Linked DNA regions of Homo sapiens: region 1 is linked to region 2. Evidence: chromatin contacts called from ENCODE Hi-C or POLR2A ChIA-PET data. All regions are on one chromosome and are shown on one strand. The core of a region is the stretch at or near the end of the contact, and the rest is flanking DNA. Distances in the headings are between cores, read along the strand shown.

Evidence for each region. A loop is a pair of places that touch in the nucleus more often than their neighbours do. ChIA-PET counts read pairs that join two places held with the same protein, here RNA polymerase II (POLR2A).
Region 1: a loop to region 2 is called in a map of ovary, with 13 times the contacts of the local background. The contact joins the promoter of KIF13A here to the enhancer-like site in region 2. A Hi-C loop is called at or near these places in 1 of 168 maps with a recorded cell type or tissue (ovary). POLR2A ChIA-PET finds 5 or more read pairs at or near these places in 2 of 52 experiments (CD8-positive, alpha-beta T cell and WTC11).

Annotation. Positions count from the first base shown.
Region 1 is chr6:17,986,203-17,988,902 of GRCh38, forward strand. It overlaps KIF13A (kinesin family member 13A), which reads right to left and starts at 1,433. Exons shown (of 39, transcript NM_022113.6): 1 at 1,207-1,433; 2 at 852-942. The coding sequence starts at 1,261. RefSeq lists silencers at 1,019-1,138, 1,509-2,008.
Region 2 is chr6:17,470,380-17,473,079 of GRCh38, forward strand. The region is part of intron 4 of CAP2 (cyclase associated actin cytoskeleton regulatory protein 2); the gene reads left to right. Among named protein-coding and RNA genes, the nearest start is that of CAP2, 78 kb to the left of the region's middle. Within about 2 kb of position 1,330, at least 4 of the 41 ENCODE cell types and tissues checked have a DNase peak (open chromatin) inside an H3K27ac peak, as active enhancers do.

The DNA of each region.
Region 1 (2,700 bases), core at 183-2,682, 520 kb after region 2:
TTTTCACATATATATATTTACAAGCTACTGCATTATTATATTGAATGAATTCCAACCGATTTCTTCTCAGAGGCTTACTAGAAAAATGCCAAATATTCAAATTATTTTGGGGCGTTAACCCATACTGTTGCATGGAACAGAACGGAATTAATAAGGATCCAACAGTTACCACTTTTCAAATGCAAATATGTTGCCATCTAGTAAATACAGCCCCTTTTTAAACATCCCTCAGTGTCTATACAGTTCAGGGCCCTACTTTTGTTTCTTTGAAAATCAAAATTCGCGCATTACATTGAGGCATTATCTCAACTCAGCAACAACAACTAAAATAGATACTAACTAGTCCAGCCTGAGTCTACATCGTACAAGACTTTTGCTTTATTTTTTCCTCCCATTTTAGACACACTGTCCCTAAACAATTCTGCCAAAGGAAACAAACCCTGCAGTGATGAAAAGAATCACGGACACTGGGTTCCACGAACAATAAGGTCGTGGGCTGGTCACCTGCCCGCCTCGGGCCTCAGTTTTCCTGTCTGTAAAATGTGGCCGCTGGACGAATCACCTATGGGGTCCCATCCGGCCCTCTCCCTCCCGGGTGCCTCGCAGCCCGCCCGGGCTCAGCTGACTGGTGCTGTGGCCAGGGTGCCCTGCCTGCCGCCGCTCTAGATGGAGGAGAAGGGGGGCGAGGGAGGAGAGGAACTTGGACTTGCAACAGCTTCAAACAGGAGCCGGCGACAAACTTGAAGCCGTCCTCCTAACAATAGGAAAGAGCACTCCCATTTTCCTGGCTCAAACTTGCGGGACCCCGCGAGGCTGGATCCTCCCAGCCGCCCTCTCGGAACCCGCTTTACCTTTCTCCCTGTTTGGTGTTAGAAGGAGGAGGGTGCAGGACCGTTTGATTCCCTTCCATCTCCACCACGCACTTGGTGTTCAGTTCCAGTTCTGAAAGCAGAGAGAAAGGGACGTTGCAAAGTCCAGCATCCGCGCCTCCAGCCCGCCCGCCCGCCAGCCGCGCCGAGCGGGGCTCCGTCCCTGGAGGCGGCCGAGCCTGGAGACGGCGCCCCGGGCACCACGGCCAGCGCGGACGCCGCCTCCGCCCCGGCCCCCCGGCCCCGGCCGCGCTCTCGCCGTCCCGGCCCCGCAGTTTCTAAAGTTGCCCCCGCCCTCAGCCCGAGCAGAAATAAAAAAGAGCGGAAAGCTCCTCACCTCGTCGGTTCATGGGCCGGACCCGGACGGCAACTTTTACCTTGGTATCCGACATGTTGGCTGCGCTCGCCCGGCCGCTCGCCGCGCCCGCTCGGCCTTAGGCGGCCCCTCACGCGCGGCGCCGCCGCCGCTGCAGCCGCGCGCCCCTCGAGCGCGGCCGCCGCCGCTCCGCCGTGAGCTCCGAGAGGCAGCGCCGAGGCGCGCGGGCCATCCCGGGGGAGCGCGACGCGGGGCACGGCCGCGGCCCGGGGAGGGGCGGGCGCGCGGGGCGGGGCGCGGCGGCGGCGGCGGCGGCGGCGGGCGGGGAGGAGGCCTCGCCGGCGGGCCCAGGCGCAGCTCTAGCCGCGCCGCCCCAGCCGAGACCGCAGCGCCGCGGCCCCTCGCGGCTGCCCGGGGCCCCGCGCCGCCATGTTCCGCGCCCGTCACCCGCCGGGGCTCGGGAGAGGCCGGACACGGCCACGCGCGGCGCCCCCTGGAGCGGCGGGACGGCAGTGAGAGGAGCGGCGAGCAGCGCGGCGCTTAGGGGAGGCTGGAGTCCGGGGCGGGACGCATTGTTTCCCCAGGGGACCTCCCAGGCCAAGCCTGCACCGGCGCCCGCGGGGCCCCCCCCCGGACACCGCCGTGAGCTCGAGCCGCCTTCTGGGGCCGCTGCCACCCGGAGCCCCGGGACGGCAGCAAGGACCACGGCTCGCCGCGCTGGGTGCGCAGGCCTTCCCCTCCGAGTCCCGGCACGCCGCCCCCTCTGTCCCACACGGAGCCTGCAGCGGTATTTTAAGATCTCTGTGGTGAACCGAGACTAGAAATGAATCTGTGAATCCACCACCGAAACAGTGTATGTTTGTAAATAGTGCTCTCCCTTCCTTTCCCGGCCTCTCTTGTCTCGGGAGGGATGTCAAGTGGGCTGGGAGGGCCATTAACTCTTACATAAGAATTTAATAGCAATGGATTCTGTCATCCTGCCAAATGCAGACCTCGCTGCCAGGGCGGAACTGGGCGAATCCGATTTATTCTGTTTGGTTCAACAAGTGCTTAAGGGGCGCTCACCGAGTGCCAGGCATTTTGAAGCGTACAGAAGTCAAAAATCCAGAGTTTAGATCCAGGAATCTTTCGATTTTGCTTAAATCTAGAAATCCACTTATTGGAAGATGCATTGAGGTTTTACTGTGTGCAGGGTGCTGTTGAGGACACACAGAAACATGAATAGCATGATGCAGAGGCACACGCTAAGGTGGAAGAGAGGGCGTGGAGACTTATTATGCTAGACAGTGTACGGCAGGTGCTAGGAGAGGGGTCCGTCCGCCTCCAACCGAGGTGATGCTACGCTTGACCCTCGAACAACACGGGTTTGAACTGCACGAGTCCACTTACACGTGGCTTTTTTTCAACCAAAATCTGATTGAAAATACAGTATTCGTGCTCTGGCACAGTGCCTTACGCCTGTAATCCCAACACTTTGGGAGGCCGAGGCGGGAGGATCACTTGAGGCCAGGAGTT
Region 2 (2,700 bases), core at 80-2,579:
GACTGACTAGAAAAGTTCATTATTAGTCAGTGTTGTCTGACTGCTTTAGCAAAAAGTCCCCAAATCTCAAAGGCTTAACAGAAGAGATTTTTTTTCTTGTTCACATAAGGTCTGCTCCAGTGTTTTTGGTTGCCATTCTTCCACATGGTAGTTCAGGGTCCAGGCTTCTTCCATCTTGGGGCACCCAACTCCTCTAATTCCTCAGCCATTGAATTGGAAAAGAGAATGCAGGAAGGTTTTATGGGCTGGGCTTGGAAATGGCCTATGTCACCTCACCTTCATTCAGTCTTCTGGTCATTCCTAGCTGCAAAGGAGACTGGGGAATTTAACCCACCTCTATGCCTGGAAGGAAGAAGTAACAGATTTGGTGAGCATTTGGCCAGTCCACCAGAGTGAGTCACTTGGTTTGGCTAAAATGAGCTCTTTCTCTGTGGAAATGTATTGTCTTTCCAAAAACTCATAGGGATTTTCCAGACTAATACCCCATTTCTCTAGCTGTCCAGGGAAAGACAAGAAAGACTTTGAAATCTAACAGCTGAATTTTTATTGCACTTGGGTATAAATAGATGTATCTATGTATGTATGCGATATTTCAAAATTTCTTTTAACTACAGTGAGTTTATACTTTTTCCCTATAAAATGTTTTACCATAACGATAAGGTGTCAAGTTATTGTCCAGTATTTTAAAATGCCAAACAAAGTAATCATGTGACTGATCTCAGAGCATACCTTGGGTAAATTACTTGGTGCTAGTGGCAGGTCTAGAAATTGCAAAGGAAAAGCAAACGAAGGAACACAGAGCCAAACTCCCAAGTGTTTCTTAAGTCCATGCCCAGAAAATGTCATAGCATTGCTCAATCAGAATTGCTGAATCTTCCTGAAAGATTTGGCCATGATTAGTGCTGCTAAGTTCTGTTGTCAAGGGCCATATGACAGATAACATAATGCAATAAAGTAATTCTGGCCCTAATGTAAAATGAAATGTCTATTTTGAAATATTGCTATGAAGTTGGGTTTTTCTTAATACAAAGGCATGAAGAAAATATTCTGTTGAGTAACTACTGTTAATTATATGTGCACAGCAAGGATTTTTAATGGGTTTTTAAATATCGGTTTCATTGATCTTGGAAGTAGAAAAAAGCTACAAGAGAAGTAAAAGGTAAAAAAGTTAGGCCGGGCACGGTGGCTCAAGCCTGTAATCCCAGCACTTTGGGAGTCCGAGGCGGGCGGATCGCGAGGTCAGGAGATCGAGACCATCCTGGCTAACACAGTGAAACCCGTCTCTACTAAAAATACAAAAATTTAGCCAGGCATAGTGGCGGGTGCCTGTAGTCCCAGCTACTCAGGAGGCTGAGGCAGGAGAATGGCATGAACCCGGGAGGTGGAGCTTGCAGTGAGCCGAGATTGCGCCACTGCACTCCAGCCTGGGCAACAGAGCCAGACTCCGTCTCAAAAAAAAAAAAAAAGGTTTCATTCTTTGTATCACGCTTAGTTATGTTTCAGTTTAGCCATTTAGCCGTGGTATTTCCCAGTGGTCTGGATTGACAGTTTCAGGAAGGAGTAGCACCTTAGAATCTAAACCAGTGACTCACTTTATGAGCTTTTCCAAATTACCTCGATAGTCTCACTTCATAAATATGCGTAAGTTTCTGCTCTGTTAATAGTGCTGAATGGGCCGGGCGCGGTGGCTCACGCCTGTAATCCCAGCACTTTGGGAGGCCGAGGCGGGCGGATCACGAGGTCAGGAGATCGAGACCATCCCGGCTAAAATGGTGAAACCCCGTCTCTACTAAAAATACAAAAAATTAGCCGGGCGTAGTGGCGGGCGCCTGTAGTCCCAGCTACTTGGGAGGCTGAGGCAGGAGAATGGCGTGAACCCGGGAGGCGGAGCTTGCAGTGAGCCGAGATCCCGCCACTGCACTCCAGCCTGGGCGACAGAGCGAGACTCCGTCTCAAAAAAAAAAAAAAAAAAAATAGTGCTGAATGGGTTGGCTCTCTTCACTACCAACACAAAAGCACCCAAAGGCAATATATGCTTTTAATTTCTGGAGAAGTGTATTAGTTTAAGTTCAACTAAAATATCTGCTTAAATATAATTTATGTAGTATAGGTAAAAACCAATTGCATTCTGATACTTACAAGATTGCTTTTATGTAAACAGCAGCTTTCTGAGTAGCAGAAGGTGGAGAAGTGAGGCAAAAAGAAGGCTTTTTTCCTTTTCCTATGAGCCTTCCAATGGCAAGAGAATTACCTTGGTAATTACATGGTGGCTAGCATGTGACGGCTACTGCCCGTGCTGGATGTAGATGCTGGTTAACACACAATAAAACACCAAGGAAGGAAGGAGAGGCAGGGGTTTGTGTGATATCATCAGGGTTTGCTTGAGTTGACAGCCTGAAGCTACCCAGTCAGGGCTGAATCCCAACAGGAAAGCTAATCATTAGTTTATCAGGATGCAGAGAGGGAGGTAATCAGAAAAGAGAGTAATTCTGTCATTCTTCTGCCCAGACTGTTTGCTTTAGCAACATAAAGCTGTGGGTGAGCCTGTGAGCTGTGACTATGAGTTGGTAGCTTTATAGGTATTTAGAAACCCAGGACTGTGGAGGCAGAAGGGATTTGCTAAGATCCTGTCCTGTTGGAACATCACTCATGGTGACCTTTTTTTTTTTTTAATCTGATAAGGCACATTAGCTCATCTCT